Regions from separate parts of the Mus musculus genome. Here all the other regions are linked to region 5. Evidence: chromatin loops called from intact Hi-C (ENCODE). Cell type or tissue: gastrocnemius. All regions are shown on one strand. Links, peaks and the distances in the headings refer to the core of each region. The heading gives the core; the rest is flanking DNA. Region 1 has its middle 17 kb from the start of Gm46964. Region 2 has its middle 19 kb from the start of Arhgap25. Region 3 has its middle 18 kb from the start of Gm34312. Region 4 overlaps Arhgap25 (Rho GTPase activating protein 25). Region 5 holds the start of Aplf (aprataxin and PNKP like factor). Region 6 has its middle 11 kb from the start of Gkn3.

Region 1 (4,933 bases), core at 385-4,384, 49 kb after region 5:
GCAAGGCGGAGCCAACCAAACCAAGGCTCCCTCTCACGCTGTCTGTGGGCTCATATTTATACTCCTTTGTCATGTGTCCTTTCCTGTGTCTGCTATAGCAAAACATCCTTTCACCTGTGTTTGCTTCAGGAAAACATTCTTTCCCATGTCTGCTTCAGCAAGACATCCTTTCACTGGTGTGCCCCAGCAAAACATCATTTGACGTAACTGACTTTCCAAAGAAACCAGAAGTTTTCACTTCAGGAAGCAACCTAAATTGTCCCTCAGTGGGAGTGAGGAAAAGTTATGTATAAAAATGATAGCACTAACTCAAGATGAATTCACCAAGGTGAATGATGAGTCAGCATAATTGTATGCACAGCAGTTATCTGTATATGTATTTACATATTAATAGAAAACAATGCATGCATAACTGCTGGAGAACTGCTCTTCCAGTAAGGATGGCCATAGGAGGGCAGGCCCTAGGGGGAGACGATCAGATTCCATGTACGTACTAGTATTCTGACTGAATCATATCAAAATGTGTTCCAGTAACACTTGTGCCCCAAATATATGTTTCTGGGCCTTACATTTGATTCTGCAAGCCATCTCAGGATGAAGCCCTTGGAGACCAGATAAACTGTTATTTCTGGTAGCACAGAGATGTTTCTATCAACAAACCGTTTGGCTAAACAGGACTGATGCTCCCCACCCATCCCCTGTGGGGTTCCACTAAAACATAGAACAAAACCTCTTTAACCGTTAGAATTTTAGGAGATTTTATGGATTCCTGGAATATTCCTCATTACAGGTTAAACAATGACTTCCCTGGCCCACCTCTGGTGCCTGGACTTCCCTTGTAGTCCTCAAATTCCAGGAACTTTCAGCATAGTCTTGTAAGGCAGTGTTGGGTAGGGAGTTGGTGGAATCATGTGCGTGCATGTGTGTGTGTATGTGTGTGTATGTGTGAATAAGTGTATGAGTGTGTTGTGTGTGTGTGTGTCTGCCTGAGAGGTATGAAGTAAAATAGGGTGAGCCCAGTGAGTGATGTCCAGAAGCCATTGCACCATCTGGAGATTTGCTCACTTTCTGTGATGTTCCATCCCTGTGATGCCATTGAGTGATTGATCACGTTTCTCCTGGATGTCTGGGAGCAGGGACTCTGCCACAGGCTGATGTCACCGGGCCAGCAGTGGACACAGAGTGCTCATCTGTGGAATATGGCTCAGAGGATGGCAGAACTTGGACTGATTACCACAGCACAGCACAGCACAACACTCTCACCTCAGTACTTAGGTAGGGGGTGCAGAATACTCTCTAATTGTATTAATGCTGGTTTAATGAAAGATTATCATCAGAAATCATCTCTTTGGCTTTATAAAACAAGTTATTTTTTCCAAACCTGAGATTAAGCAAAACATACCAAGCTTCCTCGATTACCTGTTTAACTTACCTCTTTCAACTGTGTTGGAAGGTAAGCTAATTGGCAGGAGATAAAATTTAGTTGCTTGGTAGGTCTAATTAAGGGCCACAGATTGATGTCTGATAGTCTTCATAGATTCAGTACTTGTTTCTAAATAACAGTTGACAACTCAAGATGGTGCCAATCACTATATCTAAATATTAACGATGCCACCTGGAAGAGCTGATACTTGCATGGCTTAGCTGTTTTCCATTCTGTATAAAACAGCTTCTGAGAATTAGCTAGAATTTCCTAGCCAGAGTACATGTTTGTTGCTGAGGTAAAGTTAATACGGGTCTTTTAGAATGTCTGACTAACTCTACGTGATAGTCTGGCTATTTACAGAGACAATGTCTAGGAACTTAGGTGGTCATGCAAGGACTTATGAAATATCACCCCCTGAATTCCAAATGCATTCAGGGGCTTCATTAGGAAAAGTTCTGTGGGTCTTCAGAGATCTGTGTGCAACACGCCGTGCCGATGTGTTTAGCTGGCTACAGATTTATGTACAGCTGGAAGCTTCAGCCCAGGGAAGGGCAGTTTTAGATCAAGCACATACTGCAACTAAGGGAAAGCTTGACTCTGAAGTTAGGAAGCAGAACAAAGGCCACACAGGCTACAGTTCTTGGCAGGCTGAACCTTTCCTTAGGGATGTCCTTGCCTACTGCCAAGCAGGCACAAGTGGGACAGGCTCCAGCAACACATGCTAAATACTGGACGGTGAGCCCTGCCTCCCCATCCCTTTCCATACCAGCTGCTTCCCTTCTATTGTGTGAACTTGGCTCTGCACAAGCCCACTCCTGGCCTTGTTCTAAAGCAACTCAAATTCATGTTTGTACAGGGTGAGTAGCCATCTCCGGCCCCAGCCTGGTTATACAAAAATGCAGTAACTAATCTCTTGGGCCCAGAGCCAGATTCGAGCACCAAGGCTGGAATTTCTTAGAGTAGGCAACTCAAAAAAAAAAGAGGATGATGTGAAGTTCCAGGCAGTGGAGAGGAAGGACTATAAGAGTAGTTAGTGTGTATGGTGTATACATGTATTTTTTAAAAATAAATTCTTATATAAAACTTATATATAAATGTATATATATAAAGATATTTATATGTACATACATACACGAGAGAGAGAGAGAGAGAGAGAGAGAGAGAGAGAGAGAGAGAGAATGCATGAGAGTGCTTTCTCTGTCTTCTACGACAGCAGTGGAGTTTACCATCAAGTGCAGGGTAGCAGCATCCCCTCGCCCAGCCTGGCACAGGGCTTTATGGCATTCAGCTTGGATGATGGATAGAATCAAAGGCAGATAGAACCGGGGGTGATGGTTGAAGTTTATTGTCCACTTGGCAGGATCTGGATTCCCTGGAAGGTCAGCCTCCAGGCATCCCAGCGAGGGCTGGTCTCAGTCAGGGAAACTGAGGAGAAGACTCATCCTGAATGTGGGCCGCAGCATGACCTGGGCTAGTGTTCTAGATCACACAAGAAGGAAAAGTCTAGCCAATACCAGCATTTGTGGCTCTCTGCTTGCTGACCGAAGAGGCAGTGTGGCCTCTGAGTCCCTGCTGCTCTGAGTCCTCTGCCCTTACAGAACGACCCCTGTGCAGTGTGATGCTGTTCCCAGGGAGATGTGGGCAAATATCCCACCCAAGAAACGGAATCCACAGTGGGCCAAAGTAATGACACCACCAAAGTCCAACTAGGTGAGACAATGAGTTTACTGAGGCTACTTACAGGAGGACGGATGAAGTGTTTCTTACAGGTTCAGGGATAGTTTGAAGACTCTGCATCACCAGAAGCCCACCTCAGCATGAGTGACAGTTCACAAAGGCTGGACTCCCAGGATGCACTGCACAACCTGCAGCACTCAGAGTCTCCTGAGCACTCTTTACTGTTTACAAAACCTTGGTGATGGAGGGGCCTATGAATCTGGGGAGATTCCAGAGTTACTCACTTCCTAATTCTTAATGAGTCTCTTTTTAGAACCTGTAGAGTCTTTCATGACATTTCCTCAAGGGTGGAATGTTTCAATTTAGAGAAAGTTGGTATGCAAGACCCTAACTGTGTGAACCAAAACCAATCAATCTTTCCTCCCATGACTGACTTTGAATGGGCATTTTGTCACAACATGGCGAGTGACCGAGAGAGAGAGAGAGAGAGAGAGAGAGAGAGAGAGAGAGAGAGCTGGTGCTGAGAACCAGGGCCACTGTTGTAGTTAACTTCACTGAGTGGTTCTTAGGTCGTTGGAGCTGCCTTGTGGGGAAATGTAGACGTGTTTGCCACTTTGGGCTAGAAAAGTTCTTGAATGCTTTCAGCAGAACCTAATGTGTCATTCTGATGGGATTTGGAAAAATCAGAAGAAACAGAAAAATGCAGACTATAGAAGCCAGGCTCATGTGGCTTCAGCAGGGGACAAGGGATCTATCAGGAACTGGGCTAGGGGACATTTTGTGTGATATTTTAGGCGAGAATCTTGTTTCCTTCTGCCCATACCCTGAGAACTTGAATAACATTGAAGGCTGTGGCGTGGCTACTGCTTAGTGCACTATTTCAAGTCTACAGAGAAAAAGAGCAAAGAGTTGGGAAGATAAATTTAGATTTTTTTTTAAGTCTGTTGAAGCAGAAAGGGTATAAAAAAGTTAAAAGTTGAAACCAAGGAGCAGGTTAAAATAGAGACTATAACTGTTAAAGAGAAGGATCCTGCTAAACAATGGGACAATAGCAAATGTGCCCTCCAGGGCAAGACCGAGCTTGTAAAGGGCTCTAAATTGTGAGAATGCAAATTTAGTTGAAAAGAGACATCTTGAACTGAGAGGGTAGAAGAAGGTCCTCTAAACCCTCAAGAGCAAATGTTCAGGGAAGTGTTTGTTCGAGTTCAGGACAGAAATGAACACAGCTGTAGTCTCAGGCATGCAGGCGACATTTCCAGCTGAAGCTGGAGCTGAGCATCTTTTATATAGTGCTGGTTCTTCATGCATTAAAGATGCAAAATTGGAATCAGGTGAAGTCTTGCTCCACAGTTTCTGAGAGCAGCTGAGGCCCGGCTGTGTGTGGCAGGGTCAGAGAACTCCAGTGAGGCTCTCAGAGACCACTGCTGGAAGCTGTCAAGTCAAAGGAGATGCAGGTGAGAAGCCAGGCTGTTGGAAATGCCAGAACCCTGGGATGTTCACCGACGAAAGCTCTGTGCAGAGTGGGGCTGTCTCAAGAGAGATGCTGTGTGGGCTACAAGAGCAGGGTTGGCAGGGCTACTCAGGGTCTTTGGTGGACCCCCATTAGAAGCCCCAGATGCTAGCTACAGGCCTGCTACCAGAGGTTCATGTCTGGCTTGTTTCCAGGTTCTTGGTCCCTTAGTCAAGACTTGAAGTAAAAACACACAGAGCACAAGGTCACAAGAAAACTGTTAATAAAAAGAATTGGTAACACAGATCAGAAAATGCCGTCAGAAGCGGCGTGCATGAGAATGCTCAAAGGTCCAGGTTACTGTTTGTGGCTTCTCATTA
Region 2 (4,933 bases), core at 596-4,595, 120 kb after region 5:
GTCTAGCATGAAAACTAAAAGTTTACCAATGACATTTGCAGGCAATCATTTTTAGCCAACAAGCTATTTGCTTTGCATGCTTGGATGCTACCAGGCTTAAGCCTTGGAAATGTCATGCTTTATGCCACATAGCTCACACTGCCCAGGAAAGCATCTTAGAGCCCACCTCATGCAGCCTGCTTGCTTTTTAGTTGAGGAGCACATTAGGAGGTGAGTCACCGAGGCAAGGATCACACAGCTAGTTTAGATTTGGAAGAAGTCGCTGGTCTTGCAACTCACCAATCTTCCTGTTACTAAAAGAGGAAAAATCATGGTGTGTGTTATTGTCAGGGTCCTGGGGGGATGGAGTGACAGTTTCTGGGAGAGTTGGTTAATCATAGAGCTCTCAGAAGCACCACCCTCAGGAACCAACACCCTTCCCCCAGCTCAGCCAGGATCCCACAGAAGTTGTAAAGAGCTGCAAAAGGCGGTGCTTACAGCTGCACCCATTCTCTTGGTGAAGGGGTCTACACTATGTATAAACCCACCTGATTTGAGTGTTGCATTTGATGATCTCTGGGCTTTCCCCTGACTGTCACGATGTTAACATTTTACTGACTAGTAAGTCAAGCTAACAGAAAAGAGGTTTGGGCAATGAGCAAATTCGGACAGGAAATGAGGTCACCACTCATGGTTCACCCATTTCTCTCCATATGGCTCATGGCTCTTATGGAATTCCTTCATTGAATGATCTTTCCACTTTGAGTGCTGTAGCAGGGCTTCCTGTAAACATGATGAGCTTTCATTATGAAGAATACATGCTAGTCAGATGAGAACAGAGCCTGGGCTACTTTGTGCTTTCTTCTGGGTCTCCATTTCCAGGCTGAACCAGTCCTTAGTACTGAGTCGGGGAAGTACTGACTGCGGTTCACCAGGCAGGTCTTGTTGGTTGGCCAGCTTGTCAGTTGGCTCCCAGGACTGGGACACTGTTCTTTTTCTTTTTATTAATTAATTTATTTATTCACTTTACATACCAGTCACAGTCCCCCTCCCTCTTCTTCTCCCAGTCCCACTGGACTGGGGCACTATTCTTAGGAAGAAAAATATAGCGTACCCACTCTGAACACATCATGCTATACACACACTTCTGTTTCTTTCTGCAACATCAGACTTTAATGACTAACCAATAAATTCACAAGCTACATTGGTTTGGTTGGCTGCAATTTTCTAAACAGTCATGACTTTCTTTGGTGAATGCCTTTGGCAAATACAGATTCCAATCTTTTTTTTTTTAAGAGTTATTTATTTTATGTATATGAGTACACGGTCGATGTCTTCAGACACACCAGAAGAGGCCATCAGATCCCATTACAGATGGTTGTGAGTCACCATGTGATTGCTGGGAATTGAACTCAGGACCACTGGAAGAGCAGTCAGTGTTCCTAACCACTGAGCCATCTCTCCAGCTGTCATTCCAATTTTAAATACTAATATTAACTCTGAGATAAAGTATTACACATATCAAAGTAATTATATCTACATATGTGTGTACATGTAGGTCACAGGAATAGGAATCATAGGTTGTTGTGAGCTGTTGTGTGGGAGCTGGGAATCAAACCCAGGTCCACTAGAAGAGCAACCAACGCTTTTAACTTCTCACCACTCTGGTGAGGAAGTCCTATAAAATTAATTTAAATGTAGTGATTTCAATTGCACTTGGAACATCTGGTGCTGTTTGGTATTTTCACAGAACCTTTGGGGAAAAGGCATCGTGCTGATGCAAACCATTATCAGAAGAGGAAGGGCAGTGGAGGGTGACTTCAGATATGTCAGGTCAGCTGGTGACCAGACCTGACAGATGGGAGTGAGGAAATGGGTCTTCCTATTGGTGCTCTGTGTCCCATGAGGGTGGGGTGGGGGTGGGGTGGGTCATGGGCTCATACACACACTTGGGTATTTCCAGTAAACTGGAGGGACAGAGAGGAACTGCTGGGGGCGTGGCATCTGATAGAGCGAGTCACAGAGGACTCACCCTGTAGAAAGGTGTTTCCCCAGGGAGGTGGGAACTGAAAGAATACAGTAGCCACTGCTGAGCTCCCCCTTGGCTTAGATGCCCACATGAGTGCTGAAGGGTAGAATGGAAGGACAACAGGGCTTCTGCAGGCTTGAGTGATGCAGTTTGCCATCCCTCATACAGGAAGGACCATCCTCCTTCACCTGGAGTCCTGAGTCCCTCAGAAGTGACGAAGGCTCACTTTCCTCTTTGCTGTGGCACCAATCTGGGAACCCCACAGGAAAAGCACAAGTGGTTGAAAAGTCCAGCAGAGGGAGCTAAGAAGCAAGAGTCTTCTTTCTGTCAAAAATTCTCAGCAGTTACAGCTACAAAACAACAGAAAACCTTTCTCTGCACGGTTATAATCTGCAACAGGTTTAAGTCAGCCCAGAAGTCCCGTAATTTGGCCAGTGCTCCCGTGGCACTTCTGTTCTGCTTTGCCAGGCTCTCTTCCCTGAGGGTGAGGAAGACAAATGCAACATAGGTCAGCTGATGTGGACATCGGCCCTACCTCATGAGCCTCCTTGGAGACAAAGAGAATAGAATTCAATTGAACTTTGGATTATGAGACTGAAGGACCAATGCATTTCTCATCTTGCTCTCCCCCTAATAAGTTAAACAATGGCTTTCTTTAAGCTAATAGCATTATGCTTTCTGAGAGATGCTTCATTGGAAGTCTTGTGACAAGGCTGGCCATTCAGATCTGTAAAGGAGGCAGCTAGTTACACAGAATGCATCATATGAGTTGATTTTATGATTGGGTACAAACAGTCCAGTCAATAATTGAGACATGAAAAAGGAGAATAGGATACAGAAAATATGGAAAGATAATATTGTGGCTGTAAGCAGAAAGGGAAACACTCTTTTTTTTTTAAAAAGACATGGTTTGAACTATAAAAGAATGTTAGAAGAAATCAATGAACAGAATACATTAAATTCCTGGGTGAATGGAATAATAATGATAGTTTTGGACTAATGGAGGGTCTACAGATTCATTCCTGGGTATTAAGTGTATGATTACCAGAGCCTAATGGAGCCTAAGTAGCATCTGAACCAGTCTCTGCTCCTCAGATTGTAGGAAAATAGCGACTATGGAGAGAACGTGCCTGAAAGCAATTACAGTGTTTTTATTTACTCACTGCAAGCTCTCCCAAGAGGGCACATTTAGCTTTTTTAGCTAGTTATATGGGTGAACTCCAGCCCAGGGGCTCTCAGAGTCGTTCCCAATGAGCACACAGTGAACTATTAGCCATCAGTTACTTCTAGCCCTGGTGACTTTGGCTACAGTGGATGTTCCACCCTGCAGGCTTCTAGACAGGAGCCTCTGCAGCAGGTAGATGACAGGGCCTTTCAGGTAGGTCACACTCCTCAGTTTGACTGGTGACCTCACTGGGTTGCAGCATGTCTGCCCCCTACAGACTTGTTATACCAGCAGGAGTCAGATAGGATGGAACTGCCTTGATACACTGGTGGAAACATCTTCACACTCTTTAGGAACTAGCACTGCGTGGATAAACATCCAGCCCAATGTAGTAAGGGTTTCCTCTGCAGCCTCCGACTCCCGCATCCCTGTGAGCTGTCTTGACCACTCATGTCACACTTGAAATTTAGCTTCTTAGTTTCTACCACAACAAAATGATTTGCACAGGTTGCAGCCTTCCTTGTCTTTTTCAGAAACACCGTGTCTTTCTCCCTTTCCTTCCCTGTTCCTGGTGTCACAGGGGTCCAATGCTACTCCCTGTTTGCGGGTTATTCAGCTCCCTCTCAAAGCCTGGCGCTGATCTTCATGGTGGATGTGGGAGACCTAGAGGTGAACTTTCCCTCTAGATGTTCTCAACATATTTTTCTAGTAGGGGCATGTGTCTTTGTAAGATAACGTTTGGTAAAAGTCTTTTTTTTCCTTTTTTAAATTTTATTTTAATTAGGTATTTTCTTCATTTACATTTCCAATGCTATCCCAAAAGTCCCCCATATCCTCCCCCCCCCCCACTTCCCTACCCACCCACTCCCACTTCTTGGCCCTGGCGTTCCCCTGTACTGAGGCATATAAAGTTTGCAAGTCCAATGGGCCTCTCTTTCCAGTGATGGCCGACTAGGCCATCTTTTGATACATATGCAGCTAAAGACATGAGCTCCGGGGGGGTACTGGTTAGTTCATAATGTTGTTCCACCTATAGGGTTGCAGACCCCTTTAGCTCCTTGGGTACTTTCTCTAGCTCCTCCATTGGGGGCCCTGTGATCCATCCAATAGCTGACTGTGAGCATCCACTTCTGTGTTTGCTAGGCCCCAGCATAGCCTCACAAGAGACAGCTATATCAGGGTCCTTTCAGCAAAATCTTGCTAGTGTATGCAATGGTGTCAGCGTTGGGAGGCTGATTATGGGATGGATCCCCGGTCAAAATTTTCTCAGTTTATTAGAATGAGTCTAACTACATTATTGGTACCTTTGTAAGAACACTTGCTCTGACCTACAAAAGCTCCACCCGTATCTTTGGTCTTAATGTAAAGAAAAATTCAAAGAAAAGAAAAAAAGAGAGAAAATTCCTTAATGTGCACTACAAAAAAAATTTTTTTTCTTCTCCCTCCCCCAACCCCCCTTCCTAGGCAGGTAGGCAGTGTTTCTCTGTGTATCCCTGTCTGTCCCGGAACTTGCTTTGTAGAACAGCCTGGCCTCAAACTCAAGAGATGCCCCTGCCTCTGCCTCCAAGTGTTCGGATTAAAGACGCGCAACACTATGTCTGGCTACAAAAGCATTTCTAACTAAACAGATTAAAAGAAAAATCTCATCAGACATAAAATGGTGGCAGAGTGTCTTTCTGCTTTCCTTCCTTTCCCACTGAGGGTCTTTTTCGAATACTTCAGCATTCAGCTGCTTTGTTGGTTAAACAGTGTCCCTGTGT
Region 3 (4,933 bases), core at 327-4,326, 55 kb after region 5:
AACCCTTTCTTCCTAAGTTTCTTTAATACGATATTTTGTTACAACTTTATTTTTAAAATAACTGGGGTGGGGAGAGGCACTAATTTCAGAGGGATGGTTTGGATAAAATAATACCTCTTTACAAGATCCCTGTCAGTTGTGGGAGTCGGCCTGGGACTCCTTGTGGCTCTGTTAGCAAACGACATGCCCGTCCCCCTCACCTCCGCTGAGTGGCTACCAGGGCACTAAGCTTGTCTTTTCCCAGTGAGCCTGGACTGCTGAGACTGGGAGGCTGTTCCTGGCTGAGGAAAGGGAAGGGTAAAGGGTAGACTGAGGAAGGAAGGGGCACAGGGGCTGCTGGAGGTCATTCCTCCCCTAAAATATCTCCAGCAGATGGCCACATCTAACTGTAACCCTTCCACAGGAGCTATCATTCTGTAGGAGAACTAGATTCGGGTGCAAAGGTCTAAATCTCAAGGTGCTAGCTTCAGATGGGTTCTCCTTTGGAGGCTCGCCACTGATTATAATAAATGAATGTGTAACGTGGATCTTGAGCCTCAGAAGGGAGGGTGAGTGTTACTGAGGACATTTGCAGATCTGTGAGGATTCCTGATTTCCTGCTGAGGGCCCTGACCCAACAGGGAAAGCATGGTTGGTTGTATTACCCATGTCACCAGTGAGTTTTCTGAGGGTGAGGGTGGTCTTTATTCTCACGTAGTACTTAGCCCAGTGCTGGGTACTGATCCTATTCACAGCCAACAAAGACCAGGTCCATCTGCTAAGTGATAGATTCTCTGCAACACCGGGAACGCTGTGAACATTTCCATCATAACCCAGACACCCAGATGACTCAGTGTTAAAAATGAGCTCCAACGGACACACTGAATAGCTCACATGTGTGGGGCCGGGAGGCTGTTTTCAAGCGCGTCTGCAGTGTGGAAGAGAGTGGTAGGAGACCCCAGACCTTCATGGGTGTCAGGTGCATGCTTGGCTATTTAATTTTTAAAGTTTCAAAGCTTTTAGTTTTCAAAGTTTTATCATGTTTATCTAATGGAAGGTAATTTGGAAAGTCAATTTCTTCTATAACTGTATTTCATCAGTGTATCTGAAAAAAATATTAAAGTCAATTGAAAACGTGATTGTTTGCGCCGTAAGTGGTTTATTAAATTCATCAATGGTTAGCTCATTTCCCTGGATTTTCTTCTCAGTAGCTTTCAACCAGACATCAGCCTCAGAATGTACTTCTGTCAGTGTAGTGACTAAAGATGTGCTAGGCAAGAATGGAGGGGCCATCGTCGTTCAGCGTCACCTTGATGGAAGAAGTGGGATGTGCCATCCCTCTAACGACCTCAAGTATAAAGTATCTTCAAAAACGACGGAAGAGGGTCAGTGAGATGGCTCAGTAGGTAAAGGGGCTGTCTTCCAAGCCTACACACACACACACAAATTTAAAAATGTAAAAATATAGAAGAATATTTGTTATTGAATCATGCAACTGAATACTAGGGAAACTACAACGTGTCATAGTTAGAGAACATTTCAATTTTATTATATATAATGATTTCATCTCAGTAACACTAGAGAAAGCAGACAAGCAGTAGACACAGCATACAAACCACGTGTAGCTACTGCCCCGTCAGCCCACCGGGGCAACCCGTCTCGGTGTAGTCTATTCCTGTTTTGCAGCTGCCAAGTTACACTAGCGTGAAATGAACTCACCAAGGTTACAAGGGAAAAATAATGGCAGTGATAGGCTTAGACGGGAGTCACGTGACCACGACTGCTTCCTCATTTGCTCACATGCAGCAGTCATGGCTAAGGAGCGCCATCCCGCCCCTCCCACTCTGAATCCGACCATAATTATCGTTGTGTTCAAGAATGGAATTAGTACTCTCATGCGGACTATACCTCTTCGTGCCTAAACTTACAAAGTGCATGAGGTCTGGTTTTTATCTTGTGCTTTGGTTTTGCTTTAAGGCCCCACTGATATCACTGTCGTGGAGAACTGTCTACTGAACAGAGCAAGCTGCCATAAAATGGTGAGATGGGTGCCTAATTGGCATCGTTCCTCTAGCCATAAATGAAGTATTTTGACAGAGGAAATTCTGATTAGAGACACAAAGGCCCCATTATGGTAATCGCAGCTGATTTCCTGTGTCAAATGTCTTCCTGCTTCTGTTACTGGCAGTGACTGACAGCTGGCTTAATCAAATTCAAGCACTGATTGCTTGTCTTGACCTTTACTAAGAAACAAAATTTTGAGTGCTGGACATAAATGGGGTGTTTAATGTGGGGAGAATAATGTGTGCATTGCTTTTGGCAGCCAGGAGATCTGATTAGCTGTGCCATCTATATCCCACTCCAGAGTGGGATGGGGTGTGGCTGGGTAGTCGCGGGTCTCATTCAAGCCAAGCAGGCTGGGCTCTGGTTGAGTTAAGGAGGCCTGTAGCTAACCACTGCTCTCAAGTGATTCCCAAGCTCATTTATTTGACTCATCCCAGTAGGTTACAGTTTTCTTTGAGGTGGATGAGTTGAACAAACTACCGTTTTCCTTCCTTTCTTTCCCCCCACCCCCTGCTTCCATATGTGCTCTCCGCGCCCTCCCCTGGGAGGACTGGGTAGTGCAGCAACTAAACTGCCATTCCCTGCCCCAACCCTCACCCCTCTGCCAAGTGTGGACTGCTAGTCATTTCAACCTTAGCAAGGATGAGGCCAGAGGACCTTCCGTGTGTCCAGCGTATGCTTGTTACCTGATCTTACTTGTATATCCAAAGTCATCCTTATGACCCATCTTTCATTCACTGTGTGGTCTTTTAAACTCCAACATATTTTCTTTTTCGTTTTCAAGACACGGTGTTACTGTGTAGCCCTGGCTGTCCTTGAACTTCCTCTGTAGACCAGGCTGGCCTCGAACTCATAGATCTCCGCCTGTGCCTGCCTCCCGAGTGTTGGGATTGAAGGCGTGCGCCACCACGGCTCCGCTCCAGCATATTTTCTAAATTCCTTTATTAAGAAATTGCTTGGGAGAAAAGTTTCCCCTGCACATCGAGGTTGGCTTGGGTATTCCAGAACCTGCCCGGGCATTTCCTGTACCCGGTTGTCATCTACTTTGACATCTCCTCCGTTCTCTCCTGGGAGTGGTGAGTTAAGTCTGTGGGTGGCAACCCTCCTCTGTGAACAGAATCCAAGAAAAGTAACCAGGAGTTGCAGAAACGTGTGTTCCGGAGCGCAGGTGCGCACATGACTCCTGTGCAGTCGGCCTAGCCGCGCGGACGCTTTTGAAAATACATATTTAATAACTGACAAAATGAATTATATTTTATTAACAGACTTGTAAAACTGTTGTATTCAAACTTTTTCAAAAATAAAAACGAAAACTTAACTATATATGTACGTACAATTTATGGAAATTGCATCTTCTGACGTAAGATGACATTAGTCATTTTATTCTTTGTACAGATTCTTGTACATTAGTCAGTTTCTTAGCCTTATCTGTTTTGTATTCAATGAGTATTTTACTGAAGAATACATTTAAAAAATATATGGCCTTATTTTTATATCTTCATAGTTGCCATGTATGGGAAATCACCTCGAAATCATTTTACTTTTCTTTGAAAAACACAAAGTTGCCAGTGGATAAAGAGCCTACTATAGATGCAGGAGTATCCAGTGACCTTAGAACAAACTTTGCTAAATAGAGCTGTCCCAAATGTATTTAGTTTTGCATTGATAGGAGGCTATGCCAACTCAAACATTTTTATATTTATATTTATATTTATAGGCCGCTATCTTGTGCCTCCACTCAGGCTGTCTTTCTACCATCTATTTTTATACAATAGACTCATCAAATATATGCTCAGCAAAGGACTGTAGATGCACTAAAAATCATAGATCTATTCAATATCATCCCATTTCAGCACTGGACATGATTATAAATAGGAGTCACATTAAAGTTTCTTCTTGGGGGAACAAAAAGTTTCAAGACACAAACAAAACAAAACAAAACAAAACAAAACAAAATAAAACAAAATGGTAATTTCCCCAGTCTATAGTTACACAAATATAAGTAAGATTAAGGTCCCCTATCAGTGTGGATGCGCAGATATCTCTAGAGTGGTGTGGAGAGTCCCTCGGGAGTGTGCCCAAGGGGACTAGAGTGGGATCATGTGGAAGATCTATTTGCAGATTTTTGAGAAGCCTCCACTTTGATTCCCAGCGACTTAACTAGTTTACACTCCGATTAGCAATGGAGAAGTGTTCTTCTCTATTTACAGTACCTAGAATGGAAACAGCCCAGATGCCCATCGAGCCTTGGACAATGGATAACGGATTTGTGCAATATTTACACAACAGAGTGTTATTTAGATGTTAGGGAAAAGGAAATAAGAAAGTTTCTATGGATCAAGATAATCACTCTGTGCTAACTAGTGTTCTCTTCAGGAGCTTACAACTGCCTGCCGAAGAGAATTTGCTGATATTTTCTCGTTTCCAGTGCATGGCTTTGCAATGCATGCTGTATCCTCTTTGCTTAGTGTCTTCTAAATCCCAGATTGTTTGTCCCTTGGAAGTTGTAGCCAGTCCTGCATTATCTAGCATCAGATCATTACCATAGAGAAAGTGCCTCACTCTCGAAGGCCTGGCTTACAGGCACGTTACTGTCATAGATGTTCCTCTGTAAGCAGTAGGCACTGTGAAATGCTGGCCAGGGTTTTGGCTTAGCTCCTGACACCTGAAGGGCTTTTGGTGTCTCTATACAGGCAATACAGATTAGAATACTCGATGCCTGTGGGAGCTTCCAGAGGGATGATAGAGATCGTTTATTAGTCTCATTACCTAGCACCAAAGAATTTTAGACTACTGGAGGTGACTAATCAATATACTGCTGAGAAAGTAATGACAATGTAGCAAGCACGGCTACAGAAAGCCACTCACCTTTCATTCTGATAAGGATAAC
Region 4 (4,933 bases), core at 609-4,608, 200 kb after region 5:
CTGGGCCAGTGAGAAAATAGTTAGTGGAATTTCCTGGGCTAACTGCCTGTGGGAGCCATGGTTATAAGGATTCTGGCACAAAAGAGTATTCTACATTTCAAAACTCGGATAGCAAGAGAGTAGCAACGATTCAGCCAACAGTGTAGCTGTTTTTTCCAAGAAGAAAAAACTAGGTTGTATTTAGTCTTATGTGGGCATTTGAGTTGTGGGTATTGTAGGGTTGACAGAAGATATGAAAACCCTTGATTTACAGGGGCATTTAAGATATCCTTTGTGAATGATAAGGCTTGAAAAACACCTAAAAAGAGTCACGTTACATGTCATCTCACATGCCATCAGAGGTGATCACGGACTGCAGGCAGCTGTGGTCCCCAAGGGCAAAAAGTCCTGTCATCCTTTCCCTGGTCCACGCGATCTTTGAATGGCCACATGTGAAATCTGTAGCCATTGTAGAACTTAAGCTGCCCTTCCCAGTGCACGCCTTGCAGCACGGCCAGTCTGGCCTGCTTCCCAGAAGTTCTCAGCAGAATCATTTGCTCACTACTTCTGAGATATTAGGCTGTGGTTTCATTGTTTACTGGATCATTGTATCTCATTCATTGAGAACATTATCACGAGTGTCCGTTATCAGATAGTCCGCACTTACAGGAGCTCTAGGTCAGGAAGGAGGTCAGGAGTGGGTGAGCAACATTACCGAAAACAGACTTCATAAATGCACAATACAAAATATATATGCTAGCTGGGAGTATATCTCAGTCGGTAGAGTGCTTGCCGAGCACGTACAGAGCCCTGGGTCCGATTCTCGACCAGCATAGACGGGCTGTGGTAGCTCGCACTCCAGAGGTAGAGGCAGGAGAATCAGAAGTTGAAATTCATCACTGGTTACATATGGAGTTCAAGACCAGTCTGGGCGTCAACTTTCTGTGAATTCATAGCTATTTCCAAATATTTTAACTCACGAAACTATGGGAACAGGAGAGATAACCAACGTGCTCTTCCTATACAGACACACCAGTGATGTCTCTCTACTCACTGCCGACAAAGGGGCAGTAGGCTTATTTACCAGTGTCAAACATCTCTTCCAGGCTCAGCAGGAGTTGGTGAAGCAGCTTTCTACCCTTCCCCGAGACAACTACAACCTCCTGAGCTACATCTGCAGGTGAGCATCCAGGTGTGGAGCCACAGTTTCCAGCCATGGCAGAGAGAAGTCCCCGTTAGAAGAGGAAGCTTTCTAAGGTCACAGATTCTGGTCCAGAACTGTAGAAGCTCAACTCTGTTTGCGTATTATTGACAGAGGACTCACCAGGGATCCCTAAGAACCTGCACACAGAATACATGTACTCTTCCTTCAGACCTGCCCCAGGTCCTGCAAGAGAACCTGGAATGCCTGTTATCCCTGAAACTACCACCCTGGAAACATTCATTCTAGGCCATCAGTTATAGTTTCCTGCAGTCCTCTGTGGGAACCTACTGTGTGAGGTCCTTTGTGAGGACCTACTGTGTGAGGTCCTTGTGGCGATACCTTACAGGTGGTCCAGCCCAGATCTGCTGTGGTGGACACCTTCACCCCATACATACCTCCATTTTGTCATTTTCAAAAATACTGTGATGTAATTTCCAAGTTGTAAAGATGATTCTGACTTAATCTGGAGACCACAAAGAGACAAGAACTGTGAATAAGGACCAGCACTAGTGCAGCCCCTCGTCCAGTGATGCCTTCCTTCTCTTGGGTGTTTTATCTTCTGATGCATCTTTTCTACTGCAGTGAAACTGCAGGAATGGTTTTATACCCATGAAAAGCATGTCCTTTATCCCAGGATAAATTATCCCGTAATAACTCATAATTTTCATCATTTGAACATACGATTTCTTATTTCTCCTAATTTTTACAAATAAAGTCCTTAAGAAATTAATTTTATAAATCACCTAAATTTTATGATATTTCAGTCTACCCCCTTTGAATGCTTTTTAAAAATATCCAGAATTCCTTTACCTATCTGTTTAGTTGTTTTTGTTTTTCTAACACATCTAAGGATTTCAGGCTTCTAGTGGGTGGAAATATAGTAGAGTTGAGCAGCGGCTGGGAGTGAGAGATGCTCACAGACTCCTCGGTTTTCCTCTCTGGAGACATGGGTGGGATGGGAACTGAGAAGTGAGTGATAAAGGCAAATCAATGAAGCTGTCTGACACCCATCTGAATCCTTAAAGTCACCTCTTTCTCCTAAGCAACCCTTGCTGTGAGATTCTCCAGCTCCAGCCTGCCCCTCCCCCGGCAACTGAACAGTCCACGGCTCCTCCTCTCTCCTTGGTCTGTGAACTTCCAGAAAGTCTTGCAGGCAGAGCCAGTTCACTCCATTCCAGAAACAGGGGAAAACTATAATTCCACAAGTGTACCTACCGCTGGGTCCCGGGAGCACTCAAGCTCTCTCTCCTGGGCACTTCCCATTGTCTAAGATGGGGTTTCCTGTTGCCCACAGATTTCTGCATGAAATCCAGCTGAACTGTGCCGTCAACAAGATGAGCGTGGACAACCTGGCCACTGTGATCGGGGTGAACCTCATCAGGTCGAAGGTTGAAGACCCAGCTGTGATTATGAGAGGTACACAGGCTGATCCTGCAGGGAAGCGGCTTGCTGGGCGTGACAGCGAGAACACTGCCCCCTAGTGTCCGTTTGATGTCCTGCCGCTTACCGAGCTTGCCTACTTGACCTCTTCTGACTTTATTAACATCCCCCATGAGGTCAGCAGTGCAGGAATTAGGTCCCCTGTTCAATGGTCACGGATCGCAGCAGTCTAACCTCAAACCAATTAACTAGTGCTTTCCAGTCCTTTTATGACTTTAACATACCTTTAGCCAAGAAGAGCAAACAGGGTTTTATTTTACAAGCCGGTTTCACAAAATGGTTGCTGTAAAGCTTGGCTGAAAGCTTTCTAAGGTCGTGACTTGGCTCAATAAGCAAAAGTCCTGGCCGAGAAGACTCGTGATGGACGTGGGGAGGAAGTGTCCCTGACACCCATTTGCTTCAGGAGTAATAACAAGACAGACCGTATTGAGGACCACAGGTGAAGAGAAAGATATCACCCCCGTCCCTTGCCTGTTATTGTTACATCTATTGTCTGATAAAAACTGATCCAAGGAAATATAGGTGTGAAGTATCCTCAATGCTCACTGCTTGCCCCCTTATATATTCTCATTTAGACATCCTCTCATTAAAAATATTTTACCCCAAACAATTAAAACAGGTCCCATGAGAGCAAACAAAGCCTGTGGCTTTAGGGCCAATGGGGAAATACCCTATTGGTGGGCAGCAACCCTTGGGTGTTTCTGGGAGCCTGCTCCATGTACCAGCATGGCAAATCTCTTCTTTCTTTCAGGGACTCCTCAGATCCAAAGAGTGATGACCATGATGATCAGAGACCACGAAGTCCTCTTCCCCAAGTCTAAGGATGCACCGATCTCACCCCCTGCCCAGAAAAACGATGCCAAGAAGGCTCCAGTGCCGCGAAGCTCTGTGGGGTGGGATGCCACGGAAGACCCACCCCTTTCTAGGACAGACAGCTTCAGTAACACAGTAAGATGCCTGCTGCCCCACAGACTCCTCCTTTAGTCTGGTCATTCTGAGGCAGCAGTTTGAGGAGCGCGGGGTGATGCTGGGGCCATGTGTAGAGCTGGCAGTGACCTGCCAGAACACATTTGGAAAGCCTGGGCTAGTGACATGTGCGAGAACTGCCTGCAGGCTGACTCTCTGGGTCTTTCCTAAAATCATCTCCAAGACAAAAACCCGGGGAAGTTCGACAGAGAAAATAACTGCAGCATTGCATGTGTCTGGGTAAGAGCTGCTGAGCATTCTGAGGGAAAGTCCAGAGAGCACGGGTGTCCTGCTCATGATGAACGTGATTTCTTCCTCAGAGCAGGGATGTGTCCGTGTAGTCTTTCTCATTCCCTGATAAGCTGCCCCGGCAATGTCAGCCCCTCGCTTGGACAGAAGGCCTGGTGATCACGTTCACAGAGTCGCTAGACTCTGCAGTCTCCAATGGGTAGACTATTAGAGGGCCCCAACTCACAAAGGTCAAATATTTTCATGTATTTACAGGAACAAATGTTTTTTAAAAGAATCTGTAGACTTTTTATAGCAGCTTGCTTTAAAAAAAAAATGGGGCCAAGTAATAAAATTCAAATATCTAGCTGACCAAGAGAGCTACCTATGACTCCGTTAAAGATGGGGGTTGGGGTAGGGCAATAAATTGTGGTGGTTGTAGTTTTGTTTTAGATGGGTTTTGTATGGCCACGGGCATCTTACTAGAGCTCTGAACTGAGTTACGATTTAAAGTTTTGTTAACCAGTCACCCACAGTCCTTGACAGCTAAGGTGTTGCTCCTTCAACAGTAGCCTGTGACAACAGGACAATAGTCTATGCTGAGCAAGTAATCGAATCAGCTCCACACCCCGACTCTGGGGACAATGCAGTGCACATGTACTTTGGTTGAGGATCTGAGGCAAGAGAGTTTGACCAAGGTGTCAGCACTAGCATACTCTAGGGCAGGGCTGCATGCCTCAGGTCCTATTCCCACTGCAAGAACACACGCCACAACTGAAGCACGGGATGGGCTAGGAAATATCCCAGCCCCCGACTTTCCCATCTTAAGTGGGAAATGATTTTTTTTTTCATTTTGTTTTTTTTTTTCTTTTTCTTTTCAATTTGGTTTTATATACAACCACATGGTTCAAAACAAAACAAAAAACCCAAATCATAGGAAGGGATTGGCTGACAAGTGTAGGGCTACTTAGGAGAGGAGAGGTTCATGCCAGTGTGTGGTTGGCGGTTACAGTTCACAGCGGCAGAGAACCCATGGCAGCGAGGGCTTGAGGTGCTGGGCGCAGTGGCTCCACAGTCAGGGAACAGAGAGGTGAATGCTGTCACCCAGTCCCTATT
Region 5 (4,933 bases), core at 361-4,360:
ATAGAAGCTCCACTGGCTGCAGATCCATCCCCAAATGAGTATGGGGCGCCTGCACAGGAAAGTTAATGACCCTCTTGAGGCTGAACCCTAAAAATCTAAGTCCAGACATACTTCTTGGAGTAGGGAAGACAGTCCTGCCACGGAGGCCTTATTCTAGCCGAAGCTGTCTCCTTATGGAAGAGAAGGGGAAGAAGCAGATACACACATCATACTCCATTGGGAAAAGAACATCCCCCTGTTGAAGTCACAGGGCCACGGGCCAGCACTGTGGTTCATTTAAAAACTCAGGCCAACCCTCTCCTAAGGCCTTGACGTCAGCACTACTCTAGCCCCACCCCTGCCCAAGCACGAATCAACCTAGGCGCAGAGATGCGCGTATTGCCTTCTGGGATTGGTAGTTTTTCCATGCAGTCTGTACTCCGGAAAGGAGCCGAAGGGAGGTGTCAGGAACTACAAGACCCAGCGTTCCATGAGTCCTGTGAGAGGAAGTGCTGGAAGATTGTGGGTGTGCGTTCCAGTTTTTAAGCTGTAGTTTGGCGGTCTGTTGACAGGTATTCCCTGCACGAATCACAGGCTCTCAAGGAGTGGGGATTCCGGAAAGGGAAGAAGCACACTCACCAGGAAAGGAGCCTCGGGTTTCACACCCCTTCGGGCCATGCCCAGCGTGCCTGAGGGAGGTGGCTACGAGGTATCTCCTGGCGAAGGAACCTTCTCTTACCGCCATGCCTTCGGACTTCTTTCTGCAGCCTCTGGACGGCGGTCCCCGCGTGCCCGTGGGGCCGGGGCAGACTGTGATAGGCCGCGGGCCGCTGCTGGGAGTAAGTGTGGGAGGTAGTGTGGGCGTGGGCAGCCAGAGCTTGCTCAGCCGAGGCTGTCTCTTGTCTCCTGAGCTTGGGAACTCCGCGTCTTGGCTCTGCTTGTCAAGATTTTATAGGTTTGGGGCAGTAGGTTTTCAAACAACGTTAGTCAAGTCCCAGACATTTCTTTTTGGTGCCTGTATGGTTCGAGTATGGACCGAGTTAACATCATTAGCCTATCCAGCTGGCAAACGAGGGCCAAATCCAAGTTGAGCTAAGTTCGGGTTGTAAGATGTAAAATGTAAACAGACCAACTAAACAAAACCGCTGCTAGTATTTAAAGACGTATAGTACTCTAAAGGTTAATGTGTTGCATGTTGACCTACAAAGCTTACAATATTTACGGTACTGTATGAGCCATAACAGGGAAGGTTAATCACCTCCCTTAAGCTAACTTCTTTTATCTCCTTGCCTTCTCTGCTGGGCTGGTGGGCCTTACCAATAATAGCAGTATCCCTTTTGGTAGTATCAGTAGCTGTCTTTAAGTTGTCTGGGTAGTGAACCAGTCATTGTTCTAAAGAGATGACTTTAATTTACTACTTCCAAAACTTTTTGAGTTAGGTGCTTTTTATTAGCCTTGTTCAAATGAGAAAGTTGGAGTATAAACTGGTCATTTAAAGGTGATACATGTACAAATGGCCACTATGCTATATATTCTTTACCCTCTTTGGGAGGAGTAGGAACCAAACCGTTTGCAGTTTGCACTATGAAATTATATTTGGTGGTATTAAACCATTTAGCATTGCCACAAGACCTATCATTTACAAAGGCCACTCTAGAGAACCTGGCGGTCGAGTTGAAATATCACAAGGGAGAGATGGGCTAGCCATTAAGAGCCTGGAATTTATTACAGAGGACTGGCTTCCCAGCACTTATGTCAGGCAATTCACAAATGCTTGTAATTCTGCCTCTCTGGGCAATGTACACACATGCATATCCTAACATACAGGTATACATATATAGTAAAAAATAAAATTTTAAAAATTCACAAAAAATTGTTTTTAAAAATCTCTGCCATTATTTTCCACCTGAGTGGTATTTTCTGTGTTCTTACTGCCCTGTTTCTTGGTTTCTTTTCTCTTTGTTTTTCCCCATTATCATAAGAGTTTTGTGCTCCAACATAGATTGTTGGATTGGTGTTTATGTTTTTATGAGCATGGTAGTTTTGTAGTTTCCGTTTCCGGGTTGTGCTTTAGATTTTGATATGTTTTGCTCTAGCTGTTGATTCTTGGAGGGTGTGTTGATATGTTAGAATTTAGGTTATCTTAAATATAGTTGCCTTTAAAGAGAGGGTCTCACAACATAGCCTGAGCACCCCTTGAACTTGCAGTTTTCCTGCCTCACTTCCAAGAGCTGGGGTTACAAGCATGTATGTTCCTAACAAAACCACGTTTTTTGGGGGGAGTGTAGGGTGGTGGTAGTCAAGACCCGATGTTAGTAATGAAATAAACGATGTGTCCACCAGAGGTCGCACTATGCTTTTGTATTATTCATAATACCCCTTTCCTCCTAGTGTTAGGCACACTTAAAAGATAGATATAAAAGATCTATTATTGCTTATAGTTAGTGTATAAAAGGAAAGAAGCCTAAGAAGGACCATTAGAGGAACCATCTTGCTATCTCATGACTTTATCCTGGCATTCCTCTGATGGTTAGTGAGGTACCAATGAGGCCTTGATGCTCAAAATGTGAATAGGACCGGCTTACTCTGAGCTGCCATGATTTGCATGTCTTTGATTGCTTCTGAATTACATGGGTCTAGTCATGTGACTGTTTTCTCACATAAACCACCTGTGCTTATTAGTTAGAGCAAGGATCTTGAACACTGGGTATTCTGAGAGGGACCACCCAAGTTACCTACATCCGCTGGGCTTTCAGGACCCATATATGTAGAATGAACAGTAGCCACAGTAGCATTTGGCGAGTCTCAGTATGTAGCTCAGCATGTGGTGATGCACATGATAAAGGCAGTTCTTAGTAACTGCTGCTGACTGTGGCCCAGTCAGGCACACATCACAGAACATGAAGGAGTCTCTCAGCTGTTTTTTTTTTTTTTTTTAAAGTTTTATTTATTTATTATATGTAAGTACAACTGTAGCTGTCTTCAGACACTCCAGAAGAGGGCGTCAGATCTTGTTACAGATGGTTGTGAGCCACCATGTGGTTGCTGGGATTTGAACTCTGGACCTTCGGAAGAGCAGTCGGGTGCTCTTACCCATTGAGCCATCTCACCAGCCCTTTTTTTTTTTTTTTTTTAAAAAGTTAGGATATTTACTTCTTTGAAGTAGCTATATTTTAAATGAAGTTTTGAAGACTTTTTTTCTAGAAATTAACTTTTCAAATTAACTCTTTTTTGTGAAGAATGACTTTTTGTGGTCCTCACACTGTGGTGAAGCTGTGTGTTTCAGATTATTAAGTGTGGATTTTGAAAAATAAGTACCTGTTTGTGGCAGTCTCCATGTTCTTGCAGCCTTACTGGGCTTGACTTTAGACATTTCTATAGTATGTTTTGAGAGAGAACGTTGGTTCTGCTGTATGTCATGCTTAGTTTCGAGTACTCGATGGTAAATGAGCCAATCGTAAGGCAGGTAGAGTTGTTGCTTTAGAGGTTTCTCTTATGTGTCAGACCGGGCTAAACAAGTTAATCTCAACTATTATGTTTACTATGAGGTAGGAAGGGCAGTAGTGTTCAGCATTTAAAATATAAGCAGTTTGGAGTGTTGATGTGGGTAAATGATTGTGAGTGTAAGTTGACCATTATTAACTCAAAACAGGAAGTGATTATATTGAAGACATAGATGCTGATCTCTTCTTCAATGTCAGAGTTTGGTTTGGGCTATTCCCCTCCCCCCCGTTTATTTTTTTTAACTGCCTCATGTGGTCCTCATAAGCAGTTTGCTTATCTGCGTCTCGCTGTGTGGTATGGTCACACCCTTCAGAGTTACCACTTAATTTAAGACAAGCTGAATTTTTATATTTGAAATGTTTCCTATTACATATTGTTTCCAGTACATATTGGATATACTTTTCTTGTTTGGTAGATTGATTAGTAGGACTCTTGTGTAGGTGTGTAGGTGTGTTTCATGTATGGGAACTGGAGGGTTTGGGGCTGGATAGACTGCAGGCTTTTATAGTATTCATTTACTCTTTCATGACTTTGGTAGGTCTCCTTTCTTCATCATTTCGTTATCTGTTAAATGAGGGCAGTTATTTGATATGCAGTTTTTGAGTTAATAATACATTTAATGTCTAGCCTACTAATTTCATATGCGTGGCTAAGGGTTTGCTTATTTTTCAGGAGGTGGCTATACTTGACATTTTTTTCCTTTGTAGATAACAGACAAAAGAGTATCCAGAAGACATGCCATTCTTGAAGTGGTTGATAGTCAGCTTCGAATCAAGCCAGTGAGTATATAGACTTATTTTATCCCTTTGCCTCTTGTCCTTCTAGCAACTGACTGGAGAAACCTAAGGCTTGGAGATAGGGAATTTATGTCAGAACCCATTCTCCTGATACCCGCAAGCTAAGCGCCTAAATAGTAACTTATTTCTCATAGGACAGAGCTGAATCTGAATGGTTAGATTTATGGAAGATGATTGCCTCTGTGTAAATTGTAATTTTGTTCACAATTTCCATAAGGATACCTGTAATGTGGGTAAGTATACGTCCTGCGTAAGCGAGCTCTGATCCGTGGCACACATGTGAGAAGGCATGTGTGTCTGTAACCACAGTGGTGAGGGGAGCTGAGACACTCCGTGTATCTGCAGCTTGCTGGCCAGCCCGCCGAGCTAACAATGGTGAGCTTAGGTTCAGTGAGAGTCCCTGTCTCAAGAGAATAGGGAAGAGTGTAGGGGAGGGTGTGTGCAGTGTGCCCCTCCCCCAAACAAGGGAGTGTCTAACTAGGCAGTGCTTGGTTTCATGCATCAGATGGGATAGTGAATGGATTCACTCAGTGTTACAGGATTATACCAACACATTTCTGCGGCTCTCTGTAGAATTGAGTGTTTGTAAACTGTAGATTTTATTCAGTTTCATTGCTTTGTAGGTTGCTTTCACTGGAAGCATTTTCTTCTGA
Region 6 (4,933 bases), core at 630-4,629, 270 kb after region 5:
TCTCTTTAAAATAGAAGGGGTTTCGTTTTTCTCTCTCTCTTGCTCTCGCTCTTGCTTCTTACACTCTGGCCCCATAAAGATGTAAGCAATAAAGCTTTGCCGTAGAAGATTCTGGTTGTTGTGTTCTTCCTGGCCGGTCGTGAGAACGCATCGAATAACAGGTGTGCTCCTTGCCTGCTATCTCAGAGATCTCAGTGTCTCCAAAGGAGTGACCCTCCATTCAAGCTTTACTTACGTTTGTTTTCTTTTTGTGGGGGTTTGTGAAAGTTTAAAGGGAATCAGATAGGTCAGGTTAAAAAGAGGAAAACAGGTTTTCTAATTCCTTCAAAAACTGAGAAGCAGTTGAGATGCCCCTGGCTATCCCCACATTTTTTCCCTTGGCCATCCCTTGTAGTCCAGGGAGGCACAGACCCTTTCATCTCTGAGAATCAGCTGCCCTGACACTTCCGCTTCTCTTTCCAGCCTTTCAGCACCAAACACTGGACATGCATTCCCTAGAGCTCACAGCAGTCTCCACCTCACACAACAAGTGGCTGTGCATCCCAAGCACACACCAGGCTCCTTCCAGAGCAGTTGAAGATTCCAGAGGCAAGCCGTTTCCTCTGCTTATCACTGGGGCTTTTTATGAGGGCTCGGACGGAAACCCTCGCAGTGCACCAGCTGCAGGGACACACACAGCTCTGGGATGTGGCATTATCTGGGGTTTCTCCAAAGAGGGAGGCCCTATGAGGGTAGCGCCATTCAGAACTGCCTTTACTCACCCACAAACACCCTCTGGGTGACCCCACTTGTCATACTGAACCAGGAGCCTGCCTGTGGATCCCGACTGATATACTCTAGGGACGCTTGGCCTCCACCATCTGGCTGTCAGACTATCTGAAAGAGGGGACCCCAAGAAACAGAATTTCCTCTTGACTTTCCTGCTGGCAGAGGAAATGGCTGGATCCCAAGACATTCAGAGGTGGAATTTCTCTCCAGGGTAGAGATTTACAAAGTCAAGCTCAGTGTGGGATGCTGGGCCTCTTGTTCCTCTTCCCAGTGCCGATGCATTAAATATTCTTTTCCTGCTTTTTCCCTATTAATTTGGCTTATTGAGGATGGGTGACAAGACCTGGCTTGATATGGCACAAGCAGTGAACCCCAAGTCCTGCAGCAGATCTCTGCAGTGGAAAAACAGATAAGGCTGGCCTTTGCCCTCCAGAAAGATGTGATAGACAATTAAAACATGTGCATAGTATTTTGGGGTATCCAGAGCTGTCAGACTGACGGGGACCAATGACAATCAGGTCACACTCTGGATTAAGGCTTTGTGTCAAGGCTAGGGAGCTGGCTATCGGTAAAGAACCTTCCAGAAAAGCATGAGTCCCATCCCTGGCACCTACCGAAGTCCAGGCTTATGACCACAGTGCTGATGGGCAAGGGGTGGAAATGAGCGTCCTGCAGCTCACCAGCCATCTAGTCCAGTCAATCAGTTTCAGGGACAGTGACACTTCCTGTCTGAAAGATAATCAGGAAAGTGATGCAGGAAGATGCCTGATATCCATGGCTGGCCTCTGTCAGATACATGCACATACATGTGCTGTACATCTCTCTCTCTCACATACACACACACACACACACACGAAGATGCCTGATATCCATGGCTAGCCTCTCCATGCTCTATATGGGTGTATGTGCACAGACACATGCACACACATGTGCTGCACATCTCTCTCTCTCTCTCTCTCTCTCTCTCTCTCTCTCTCTCACACACACACACACACACACACACACACCAAACAAGAGATTTCCTCATGCCTGTCCAGCTATGAGTTATATGCAGCCAAGGTTAGAACTGAGAACTAAGAGGAGCCCTGGTAGCCCTCGTGAGTTCAAAGAAAGAGGAACAGCCCGTAGAGCTTTTCACAGAGTGCCTTCTGGGTCCCAATATTGCAGCTTGCTAATGGTGTTCTTGAACAAAGAATATCTTCTTGGGAGGGGAGCATAACTTTTAGACTTAGTTTCTTCCAGAAGTCTCACCACCATTGGCCTTATCAGGCAACACTGGGGCTTCTAATTCCTCTTCTTAAGGCTACAGGAAGTCAAAACACTAGGTGCTGAGAGGCATGCCCAAAGGTCTAATTTCCTCAGTGACTTTCTTTAACAGCCTTCCTGTGACTGGTGATAGAGAGGAAGTGGCAGCCCTGAGCTGCTGCAGACAGGAGAGCTGCCTGCAGATGCTTGGAGCTTATTCTACAGCTTGTCTTGAACGCATGCCTTTTGTCCCCCGGGATCAACAGATGCTAATGTTCTGGTCCTTTGAGGCCCCTCAGAGGCTCCTTATGAGTAACCCAGAAGGAACCAAGATAACTACTAAGGACATTTCCTTGATGTCTATCAACAACCCTCCCTAGCTTTTGGTGTCCCAGTTTCTCACGTAGCCCAGTGACTTCATCTTGAAACACTAACTTACTTTGCTCTCACCCCCACCCCTCCACACACACAATACAAATACTTGGTTAAAGGATGAATTGGGAGGGGAGCTGAGGCTCATGGTTAACAGCAGAAGGCAGATGAGGATGACAGCCTGAGGAGGGAAGACATGGGTGTGAGGTACACCCTAAAGGTTGCCTGCCCAAGCTTAGTGATCCCATGACCCGCGTCTCATGGGGAGTGGGGCTGTAAGCAGCTCCATGAAGGGAACAGTCTGGTTCTGAGAAATTATTTTCCTGTTTGCTTTGAATTTCCAATTCATTTCACTCCTTTCAGATGCTAAAGCTGACAGGGGCTCTGCACTGTCTCCAGATCCTGAGAACCTTTCCTGGGTTCTCCTGTTCACCTATAAAATGAAGGAAAATCACCTGCTCCTTCTATCCCAGGAGAGACCAATGCACAGTTGCAGTTCACTTTACTGCGTTTCTCAAACACTCCTAAGGAGCGGCTTGCTCCTGCGCCACCTGGTGGCCATGGGGAGAACGGCATACTACTGTTAAGAGGAAGCGTTCTGCTTCCAGGAAACATCAAATTCACAAGTAGAAAATGATCTGTTAATTCTCCCCCATGTTAATTAATAAATTCAATGTATTGTCAATCAAAGATCCTGGATAATGTGCCCTAAAAGTCATATGGGGATAGTGAGCAAGAAGAGATGAGACAACTTTGAAAATAGGAAAAACGGGGGAGAAAAAAAAAAACAGTATTTGGAAAACTATAGTTACAAAAATACTACTGTTATGAAAATAGACCAAATATTGAAGTAACACAATGGAAACTGGTCAGTCAATGTGTATGTAGGAATCAAGCATGCAAAGAAGGTAACATTTAAATAAGCTGGGAAATAATTATATTTATAAATAGTATTGAAATAAGGCTGTCCATTAAAACCTAAGCCACACACTTACAAAAGTAAATCCTAAATAAGTTATATTTAAACTCTACAATATAGATATATAGAATTAAAGAAAAATATTTCATAAATAGAAAAGGCTTTTACAGGGCTGAAGCCGTGGCTCAGTGGTTACGATTGCCTGTGGCTCTTGCAGAGGACCTGAATTCAGTTCCCAGCATCCACAGTGGGCAGATCCCGACTGCCTGCAACCCAACTCCAGGACGTCAGATGCTCTCTTCTGTCTTCCACATGCACCTGCACACACGTGTGATGCACACATTCATGCGCACGCACACACACACACACACACACTCACAGAGAGAGAGAGAGAGAGAGAGAGAGAGAGAGAGAGAAAGAGAGAGAGAGAGAGAGATTGACGGAGAGACAGACACACACAGTGAAATAAAATAAACCTTTTTCTAAAAAAAAAACTAAGAAAGTGTTTTCAACAAAAATTTTAGTAACCTTAAATAAGATCATTAATTACATCAAAATAGAAAACCTTCTGTGTAATGAGCTAGGAACAGTGTGGGTAAAGGCTTTCTGTGAATGAAGAGGGGCATCCATCAACTGTCCTGGGTCTTTACGGAACAGAGACACAGGAGGACGAAACAGATCTCAAGAATACCAGCACATGCACACACCCACCACACACACACACCTCTGACACACACACACCCGACACACACACATTCCCCGCGGCATCAGGAAAGGACAGTGTGATGAAATAAATGTGATCCTGCTTACATGAGACACAGAAACACTTCAGACACATGGACACATGTGAGAATGTGTGTGCCTATAAGTACATGTGTGTAATACGTTCTGTTAACCAACCATGGTGGTAGCCTCTCAAGAGCGGGTCATCACCAGGTGCTAACGAAAAGGAAATTACCCTGTGACTGATGTTTTAACAGGGAGCATCCTCTGTGCAATTAGAAATTTGCCTAGAGGCAAAAACAATTGCTGTCATAGATGGTATGTTTAAAAGAAAAGACATAATAGCTCTAATGTCACCTGTTCTTGCTAACATGACCCCACCCCCTCCCGTTAACTTTCAAATGCCAGAGCCAACCTCTGAAACCAGCGTGATGGCGCCCAAGGCCGGCTTGTCACTGGGATCCCACACGGCTTCCTAGTCAATTCTTAACCACTCCCACTCACTTTGTACTGCAGAATCGCACTGTACACAGGGCTCGTCCAAGAGTTGCAAATTGCACATGGGAAGTCAAAAGGGAGGAAGGGTGGTAAGATGGACAAGGGAAGGAAGAGAAAGGAGGAAAGGGGAGGGAGGAAGAGAAGAATGCTCTATAGAACATGTTTGATCTCAGTAGTAGTTTTGTTAAGACCGGGGAAACAAGGTATTGAGGGGGTGCTGTCATTCCCCACATAGTTTCAGTGCTCACCCCCAGTTACTTCTGGGCCTTCACATCTCTTGGAAGCTGGTAAGAAGAGGATGAGAGTGAAGAAGGGGAAGAAGAGAGGAAGGAAGGAAGGAAGGAAGGAAGGAAGGAAGGAAGGAAGGAAGGAAATGAGAGAAGAAGAGAGGGAAGAGGAAGAGAGAGA

What was found. Hi-C counts contacts between places; a loop is a spot of excess contacts. Peaks named below come from ENCODE experiments on the same cell type or tissue, not always from the same donor. Only the 100,000 strongest peaks of a DNase experiment are listed, where the experiment ranks them.
Region 1: it touches region 5 in a loop (3-fold over the local background); 12 of 42 quality-filtered maps call a loop at or near these places.
Region 2: a loop joins it to region 5, with 2.4 times the contacts of the local background. A loop is called at or near these places in 4 of 42 quality-filtered maps.
Region 3: a loop joins it to region 5, with 6 times the contacts of the local background. A loop is called at or near these places in 12 of 42 quality-filtered maps.
Region 4: it touches region 5 in a loop (5-fold over the local background); 23 of 42 quality-filtered maps call a loop at or near these places.
Region 6: a loop joins it to region 5, with 3 times the contacts of the local background. A loop is called at or near these places in 17 of 42 quality-filtered maps.

The regions. Positions count from the first base shown.
Region 1 is chr6:87,618,759-87,623,691 of GRCm38, reverse strand. No RefSeq gene overlaps it. Among named protein-coding and RNA genes, the nearest start is that of Gm46964, 17 kb to the left of the region's middle. In gastrocnemius, for the core only: no CTCF peak of the experiment used is centred there; a DNase peak (open chromatin) is centred at 2,144.
Region 2 is chr6:87,549,605-87,554,537 of GRCm38, reverse strand. No RefSeq gene overlaps it. Among named protein-coding and RNA genes, the nearest start is that of Arhgap25, 19 kb to the right of the region's middle. In gastrocnemius, for the core only: a CTCF peak has its summit at 2,292 (motif pointing right); no DNase peak of the experiment used is centred there.
Region 3 is chr6:87,612,652-87,617,584 of GRCm38, reverse strand. No RefSeq gene overlaps it. Among named protein-coding and RNA genes, the nearest start is that of Gm34312, 18 kb to the right of the region's middle. In gastrocnemius, for the core only: a CTCF peak has its summit at 2,585; DNase peaks (open chromatin) are centred at 1,723 and 2,592.
Region 4 is chr6:87,464,139-87,469,071 of GRCm38, reverse strand. Arhgap25 (Rho GTPase activating protein 25) reads left to right here. Exons shown (of 11, transcript NM_001037727.2): 7 at 1,086-1,159; 8 at 2,478-2,599; 9 at 3,375-3,571. Among named protein-coding and RNA genes, the nearest start is that of Bmp10, 38 kb to the right of the region's middle. In gastrocnemius, for the core only: a CTCF peak has its summit at 2,669 (motif pointing left); a DNase peak (open chromatin) is centred at 2,652.
Region 5 is chr6:87,667,745-87,672,677 of GRCm38, reverse strand. It overlaps Aplf (aprataxin and PNKP like factor), which reads left to right and starts at 517. Exons shown (of 10, transcript NM_001372332.1): 1 at 517-818; 2 at 4,191-4,262. The coding sequence starts at 723. It also overlaps E230015B07Rik. In gastrocnemius, for the core only: a CTCF peak has its summit at 2,312 (motif pointing right); DNase peaks (open chromatin) are centred at 377 and 2,306; H3K4me3 peaks cover 1,391 bases; H3K27ac peaks cover 620 bases.
Region 6 is chr6:87,397,326-87,402,258 of GRCm38, reverse strand. No RefSeq gene overlaps it. Among named protein-coding and RNA genes, the nearest start is that of Gkn3, 11 kb to the right of the region's middle. In gastrocnemius, for the core only: a CTCF peak has its summit at 2,940 (motif pointing left); a DNase peak (open chromatin) is centred at 2,938.